Linked DNA regions of Homo sapiens: region 1 is linked to region 2. A link is a loop called in an ENCODE intact Hi-C map of the cell type or tissue named here. Cell type or tissue: PC-3. All regions are shown on one strand. Links, peaks and the distances in the headings refer to the core of each region. The heading gives the core; the rest is flanking DNA. Region 1 has its middle 240 kb from the start of UBE2E2-DT. Region 2 has its middle 43 kb from the start of UBE2E2-DT.

The links. Peaks named below come from ENCODE experiments on the same cell type or tissue, not always from the same donor. Only the 100,000 strongest peaks of a DNase experiment are listed, where the experiment ranks them.
Region 1: a loop joins it to region 2, with 2.1 times the contacts of the local background. A loop is called at or near these places in 1 of 110 quality-filtered maps.

The regions. Positions count from the first base shown.
Region 1 is chr3:22,958,254-22,962,658 of GRCh38, forward strand. No RefSeq gene overlaps it. Among named protein-coding and RNA genes, the nearest start is that of UBE2E2-DT, 240 kb to the right of the region's middle. RefSeq lists an enhancer at 1,587-1,716. In PC-3, for the core only: CTCF peaks have their summits at 2,312 (motif pointing left) and 2,517; a DNase peak (open chromatin) is centred at 2,298.
Region 2 is chr3:23,157,974-23,162,378 of GRCh38, forward strand. No RefSeq gene overlaps it. Among named protein-coding and RNA genes, the nearest start is that of UBE2E2-DT, 43 kb to the right of the region's middle. RefSeq lists enhancers at 3,846-4,105, 4,216-4,365. In PC-3, for the core only: no CTCF peak of the experiment used is centred there; a DNase peak (open chromatin) is centred at 2,148; H3K4me3 peaks cover 223 bases; H3K27ac peaks cover 1,746 bases.

The DNA.
Region 1 (4,405 bases), core at 239-4,238, 200 kb before region 2:
TCCCTGTACATATTGCCATGACCCCCTTCCCATCTTTAGCAAGGGTCATGAATTATTTTCTTTAAAAATCTGGACTCTGCTCCCCACTAAGCTGTGGCCTATGAGAAGAATCCATAGTCTATTTCAATTGTAATTGATTTTTTTTCCTAACTCTCAGAAATACAAGAACATTTTTTAATACCACATCCTGACAAAGTGGTCCCTGAGAATGATAAACAATATATATTCAAACATTAACTTCTTTCATCATTTTGCAAATTTTACAGTATGTGATTGTGGCTTTTAGAATAATCATTCCAATAGATAATGTGTCAGCTTTCTTCCTATGAAAGGATCAAATCCGTTTCTTTGGGGAGTCTTCCATGAGTACATTTTTAGAAAGCGAATGTTCATTTTCTTGATAAATAAATATACAACTTTGAAAAAGTTTCCTGGGAAGAAGGAGCAAATGAGCAAGGTTGAATAATTACCAGTCATTACTGAAAAAATCAGAAACTATTTACAAGACACAAATACACAGTGAAACATATTATATGAAGTGAAATAATATAAAACTTGGCAGGAACCCAAGCTTAATGAGTTTTAGGATATGGTTTTAGAAGCACCAGGGATTTTCTGTGAGTACCCACATCAGCATGAGATCTGGTCTTACTGGGAGCTGCTTACCCCTACTCAAAGATGGCCCCAAGAGTGAAGAAGTCAATGCCTCTTTGAAGGCCTTGTATAGAAAGATGGCACATCCTCTTTCAGCTGACAGATAGGATCTCTGGGAGCCTGTCCTATCAGCACCTTCCAAACTGTGATGCTGGTGACTCCATCATTAGATCTCAGCACCAACTGTTGGGGCTGAAGAAGCTGTTCCTCAGACACAAGGTCGCATGCTCACAGGTCAAATAATGCAGATAGCAGTGGAAGATGTTGGCATATTTTGCTTAATATTAATTTTGTTTGTCGAACCATGCCGCTATTAGTCTGTTCTGGTAGTGCTATAGATTTCATTGTGCATCACTTGCTGCCTCTTTTGGGGTAGAGTAGGAATAGCATGTGTATTGTTGGGGAATTAGGAGGCCCTTCAAACCATGAGGAAAAATCACTGAGATGGGAGGCCAATGTTTCAAAACTGTTTCTGTGGCTATTGTTCCAGAGAATCTCTGGACCCAGACACATTCCCAAAGTTTCAATTATAAAGACTCATTCCTTCAACAAATATTTATTGCACACATACTTGGTGCCAGGAATTGTGCTAGGCACTACAGATACTGCAGTGTTTACATAGACAAGGTTTCTGCTCTAATGTACATCAAATATAGAAGCCATGTAATAAACAGGAAACATATAGGTGAACAAAAGAAGTACAGCTTGTGATAAATTCTAAGTAGGAATAAACAGAGAACAAGGATGGAGAAGAATGGCAGAAGGGAAGGCAGGCCAGCCGACATTCAGTACATGTCAGGAAATGACTGTCTAGAGGGTGACACTGAAACTGAATTTCAAAGAATGAGTAGGAGGCAGGCATGCAAGTCTCTGGAAGGACAGAGGAACAGAAGTGGGAAGTCCCTGAGGCCAGAAAAGACCCATTCTAGGGCCTATCAGAAGGCATGTGGCTACCACAGTCAGTCTCTGGGGAGAGAGGCATGAGATGGAGTCCGAAAGGGGTGGTTCTTCCGACCCATGAGCATAGAATGCTTTTCCATGCATTTGTGTCACTTCTGATTTCTCTCAGGAGTGCTTTGTCATTCTCCTTGTGGGGATCTTTCACCTCCTTGGGTACTATGCCCACTACCTGGGCCATAGGATCATTTGTACCCCAAACCTCAGCATCATGCAATATACCCATCTAGCAAACCTGCACATGTACCCCTTGAATCTAAAATAAATGTTGAAGTTTTTTTAAAAAGCAGCAGCAGAAGAAGAAGAGAAAAGAAAAGAAAGGGCTGTGGGAAAGAGATGAGGCAGAGCCTCTTAGGTCCCGGTAGAGAATGCACAGTTTATTCTCAAAATAAAAGGAAGCCATAGGAAGGCTTTTAAACAGGGAGTGGCATTATCTCAAGCATTTTTTAAAGATCCATCTGGTTACTGGGTGAAGAATAGATTACGTCTATATTATCATATTTATGTAAATATACTGATACATACCAGCGTATCAAGATACGCTCCCCAGAGTGATATTAATTTGGGCAAAAGGCCCATAAATCACCTCGCCTCCATATAAGAATAAATATTGTTTTAACGCATTGCCAAAAGCAGCACGCGCCAGAATTTATTAGTTTGTGTTAATTTTTAATTTGATGCTTGAGCTCCTCCTTGTGGCTGCATGGTTGCAAGCTCCTTGGCAATGCCAGTTTCCACATAGCAACTAGGAAGCTTTTCTTTCTCTCTTTCTTTCTTTTTTTTTTTAACTGTCCTTATTAATCAAAAGTGCAAAGCCTAAAATGGGGGCTTGAGGTTTAATTAGTGCATTTGAAAAAATAAGTTGATATGCTATTACAGATGAATACTTATATATAATATATGCACTACATAATACATAGTATGATATGGTTACATTCTCACTGAAACCTGTTGCTGCCTGTAATACTCTTGCCAACATCTGGTAATTATTAGAGTAAGATATAAGGTCTTTGCCTTCCCTCAAAAGTAATTTCATCAAATAAAAGAATGTATTTAACAAATCCACAGCAACTGAACAAAAGGCATGTCTTTACATTTCATCTTCTCAGTAGAAAAATGAGTTAGGACATATTCATCTTCTGTGGAAGAGACAAATATAAATAATTGTTATCTTCATTCGTTCATTGGTTGGTGACTGACAACTTGAATTAGAGAGAAACCCAACCAGTTGGGCATTAGGGAATTTCTAACTGTTGTATCCCTCAGTTAAGAAGAATTACAGCTTTGGAAAATCGCTCTCAGAAGGCACATTTATTCAAAAAAAAAATCTCATTTTCAACCCATTTTGATGTGTAGAAAGCTTTCATGCCATGAGATATTCCATGCATATTATGAGCTAGAAGGGAGAAGAGCCTGTTCAGCTCTGGAGAGAGCTAAGTTGTGTTACCTACAGATAAAGTTAAACCTCTACCACCGTAATTCTATGTATCTTTCTTCTAAGCTCCACTTATTATTCCCAATGTACTTCTAGTGCATTTAGAATTTCCAAGTAGCAGCAGTTGGGCTGGCACCTAATAAAGAATCTGGGAATTTGATGGGGCCAGTCAGACAGAGGTCACCATAGTAGTGATACCTTCCCTTGGACAGGTAGGAATATCCTGATGGATAATGTTTGAAACCTACAAATGACCCCAGAGCATGAATGACAATAAACAACTATGCAAGGTGGAATAACACATTTAAAATTCTACTAATGCCACGCTCATGTTGCTGACACAGCCTACTGGACTACCCTGGGTGTGATTCCTATAGGAAATTGTACTTAACCACAAAGACTTGCTTTGAAATAGCTATAAGGCAGACTGCTATAGAATTTTGTTGCTGGTCACAACTCATGAGAGTGGTAGTAACATAAAGAAAAAGCATAAATGCCTGCAGTTACTTGCAAACAAGTAACCATAATATTGGGAACATAGAGCATTATTCTATGATGTGTTATTGCTTTATGACGTATAAACCATAGAACATTTCAGTCATAGCCATCTCATCTTTTTGCTGTTACTGTCAAAAGAGGGATAGGTCACTAAAAAATGGAAACCAATTTTGTGGTAGCATTAGTTTGAGTAACAGATTCATAAGATGCAAAAATATTTGCAACAAAAATAGAATAAAACCACAGAAAACAGAAATACTCAAGAGTGATAATGAATATGATATATCTAAAGCACAGGATAACTTAAACATATTAGAAATATGAAATTAATATACAAGTCACTACAGATGACGTGATTTAAAAACATTTTAAATTATCTGAATAGTGATATACAAAAAGATATAAAAATTTAAACCATTTTCAGCAGCACTGAAACTATAGTTTTGCATGGACTGTGTAAACATGATCTCCAACATAGTTCAGGAGATCAGTCAGGATCTTTCTGGTGTAAATGACAGGAATTCAACTCAAACTAGTGCAAGCATTTTTTCATAACTAAAAAATGCAAGGATGAAGAGGGCCACAGGAAATCAATGTTCATTCTCTCTCTCTGTCTCTCTCTCTTTCTCTCTCTCTCTGTCTCTCTCTCTCTCTCTCTCTCTTTCTCTTCCTCTCTCCCTCTCTGTCTGCTCTGCTACTTTCTGAACTGTATCCTCACTCTTTCCTGAATAGACACCTTGTTCTATGTAGCTGGGTTTAGGGTCAGAAGCAAATGGCCTGCTACGCTCTGAATGTCCGTGTCCCCCCAAAATTCCTATGTTAAAATCTAATCCCCAATGCGATGGTGTTAGGAGGTGGAGC
Region 2 (4,405 bases), core at 319-4,318:
TCCAGAAATTATTCAAAATAACTGTCTCAACTTGTGTTAATGTTTATATAATTGTCCAAACCATATCAATTATTTTCTAATATTGTATCATTATACAATGAAATCAGAAGGGTTATTTAATAAAGGCAACAATGGGGCAAGAAGAAAGTAAAGAGCTCATTTTCCTTCTCATCTAAAAGTTATTTTTCTCTTTCAAATCTTACAATTATCGATATAATTTTTTATTTAGAAATTTTGTCGTGGTTTTAAAGTACTGACTGACCTGAGGGTTGAATGGCAATGTTGCCGCAGTGATGTATGAATATTGTTAGGACACATGAAGTTTTAAATAGGAATAAGTGATGACTATATTTGGGTTTGCAGAAGCCCCTAGAATAAATGGTGTCCTCACTTTAAATTTATGATGGAGTTGATTTCAGTATTGCCAGCATTAAACACACTCAGACTTCTAGTAAAACTCACAATACTCTAACCTTAATAAGAGGCACTGCAATGCCAAGAGTGTTTTTTATATAACAGTCAATCAAAAATGTTGCCACTATCCTTGCACTTATATGTATAGCATTCATAATTATACCCCCAGTATTCCTTCTTTGACCCCAAATCATCTGAGGCACAATGATATAAAGGTAACTTCTCCACTAATTAATTCAAGGTTCATTGAGATTTATGAGCTTCTAATTTCTCTACTTAAGACATCAAGATGCCATTTCCTGCCCTCTCTGCTTGTGACATTTATCTCAAATGAAGGCTAAATAAAAGATTAGCTTAAGAATTAAGACCAGAGTCAAATGCATTAGAAAACAGAAGCATAGATAAGGAACTATAGAATTTTAGAGCTGATAAAGATTTTAAAGATAGGGTACCCAACATTACAAAGTAAACTGAAGCCCAAGAATGTATAAAGACCTTCCAAATCTTGCATAGCTGGTTAAAGACATGAAGCTGATGTGAGAATAAGTAGAAAGGAGTCTAAGTATGTTTGATAAGTACATAAGAAAGGGTAAGAAAATAAAGTCTTGGCAATATAGGTATCTATACACTATTCCCACGAGGGCAGAACGGTTTATAGTAGCGGTCCCCGATCTTTTTGGCGCAGCAGTCTCACGGAAGACAATTTTTCCATGGATGGGGGGCTGGGGTGTGGGGGATAGTTTCAAGATGCAACTGTCCCACCTCAGATCATCAGGCATTAGTTCAATTCTCATAAGGAGCACATAACCTAGATCCCTCAAATGCACAGTTCACAATGCGGTTTGTGCTCCTATGAGAATCTAATGCCACTGCTGATCTGACAGGAGGCAAACTTCAGGTGGTAACGCTTGCGTGCCTGCCGCTCACCTCCTGCTGTGTGGCCCACTTCCTAACAGACCACGGACCAGTACCGGTGCATGTTCCGGGGGTTGGGGACCCCTGATTTATCAAACACTGCTCAGAACATACCATCTAGGCTGGACGCCTTGGCTCAAGCCTGTAATCCCAGCACTTTGGGAAGCTGAGATGGGTAGATCACTTGAGATCAGGAGTTTGAGACCAGCCTGGCCAACATGGAGAAACCCCATCTCTACTAAAAATAAAAAAATTAGCTGGGCATGGTGGCAGGCACCTGTAATCAAAGCTCCTCAGGAGGCTGAGGCAAGAGAATCGCTTGAACCCAGGAGGTGGAGTTTGCAGTGAGCTGAGATTGACCCATTGCATTCCAGCGTGGGTAACAGAGAGAGACTCTGTCAAAAAGAAAAGAAAAGAGAAAATACATTCTAATATAGCTATAAGGTGTGAAGCTCTTATCTGCTGAGGTTGTTCTTCTACCACAAGCAAGAGCCAGCAGGGTTCTCACCATCCCTTTTAATATAAGGATCTGTCCCCTAGATTTACCCCATAAGCAGTGTCTATGTTGGACTACTACAGTCCTAATTTTTTTTTATCAACAGAAAATACCAGCTTTTAATCAAATGCACAGAGAAAATGTTTTAGATAATGAGGATATTCCCCGGTTTGTTTTAAATCTAAGGAAGAGGAACAGGAGGGAAGTAATGACGTGTCAGGGACAGCATAACCTCTATGACTAAGGATAAAGAGGGAAAACCTTCTTGCCCTCAAAGTGAAATCCCCTTCTATTTTAGGAAACACTCCTTTACTTTAAAGAATCTCTCAAATGAGTCACTAGGGTTAGATCATATTCTTCTGGGACATTTACTTTCCAAAGGATAAAATTTTCATGCATCAGTTAGAAAGGAAAAAATATAATCTGGCAAATAGGAGGCAGAACAATCCCTTTCCAAATGCTCTGTCTGTTCTGTCCTCTTAAGTCAACAGAGCACAGCTAAATATGGCAGACAATAAAGATCTCAGTTTTGTGAAGATAAAAAGATTCAAACCTGGTCAGGCGCAGTGGCTCATGCCAGTAATCCCCACACTTTGGGAGGCCAAGGCTAGAGGATCACCTGAGGTCAGGGGTTTGAGACCAGCCTGGCCAACATGGTGAAACCCTGTCTCTACTAAAAACACAATAATTAGCCAGGTGTGGTGGCAGGCACCTGTAATCCCAGCTACTCAGGGGGCAGAGGTTGCAGTGAGCCAAGATCACGCCACTGCACTCCAGCCTGGGCAAAGAGCGAGACTCCATCTAAAAAAATAAATAAATAAATAAATAAATAAATAAAAATAAATAAAAGATTCAAACCCAAGTCTTTAGTCCCAGGGTTTCATGTAGCAGCTTTTCTGTAGCTACTGCCCCCACAAAGCCCCTACTTTGCCTGAGCATGATGTGTTTCAGGGTGGAGAAGTGGACTATTACGGTGCTTTGAAGTATTTTTCAGCTTTCTGGCTGAAATCATAAATGTGTACTTTAAGTCAAGCTAGATAGAGACATATGAATAGATGCTGTTTTATTGCTCACCCATTTAAAATGCAAATGATAGTACCAAAAATTACCAAAGTCTACACTCCAGATGTTCCTGTTATTCACAATGGCTTTTTATTTTTTTGGCTACACTTATCCTCTCCTACATATCTCTGAATTTATTCTACCACATAACCTTCCTTATGAAAACACCTACTTATTTCTTAAATAATTTTGTTGTATATATTTAAAGAGTTGGAATCAAAAAATAAATTCATTTTCTCAAGTAATGAAAAAGCCAGATCTTCATTTCCATATCCCAAAAGTCAATTATGTAGAAATAAACAACATAAAGTGACAGACAACCTATTTATGAAGCTACATTGATTGCTCTGTGAAAACAAAAGTAGCTCAGTTTTCCTCAAGAGCATGTGAGGAGAGGTCTACAGTAGGACCTTAAAGAGAGGCACTAAAGTTCTTTGATAGGTACCCAACTCCCCATGTGAGATTGCTTAATTCAGTCTTGAACATAAAGGAAAACACACACACACACACATACACACACATGCACACACATGTGCATGCACACACACAGGAAAACTCAGTCTCTTTCTGAATGAAGGCAAAGCCCTATTGCTGGACATAAATGATAGGATGTGGTTTCAAGCATAGCAAAATATACACTCATTCTTCATTCATTCATTCATTCAATTACTCAGCAACTGTCTATTAGCAATTTCTACGTGCCAGCATCACGCTCAAATGAGAAAGACATGGTCCCTACCTTCAGAAGCTTCAAATCCAGTGGAGGGAGGAATACACTATTAACACTCTATTGACTGGGATTCTTAGCATTACAAATGACAGAAGTTACATAAGAACTTATGTGTGGGGAAGTTATTGGAGGTAACTGAATGTTCTAGTTGTAGATGTCAGGTATGACTGAGTCAAACAAAATCAACAGGCAATCTGTCTCATTCCATATTGGGGCTTTCCTTTTCTTTGATTAATTTCACTCTCAAGGCAGTTCTCACCTTATGGTGGTAAGAAGGTCACCAATAGTTCTAGGCATACATATCACCAGCTTAGGAACTAGTGTGGAAATAGAGTCCTTGCCCATTTTTTCCAACAAAAGTCCCAGAACTGACGCTAATTTAACCTAACTGGGGTCACATGCTCACCCCCGACTCACTCTCCATGACTACAGTGATAGAACATCTTACTTGGCCAGGCCAGTAGACTGAAAGTATGGGAGGGATGTTTTCACTAAGAAAAGAGGATGTCATTCAAGAAGGGGAATGGGTGCATGTAAAAAACAGATGTCCACCGCAACAACATCACAAGGCTGAGCATGAAACAAGGGTAACAGAGAGTGCTAAAGCAATATAGAAATAGAACATTTAATTGCAATGAAAGGAGGGGACTTAGGAGGCAGGCAGGTAGTTGTCAAATTCATAGAAAAGTGGCATTTTCGAAGCGGCAACTCTGGAAAAAGATCTGGGAATTCCCCACATATTTAAACATAGCTTTATCTTATGACTCAGCAATTCCACTCCTAGGTGT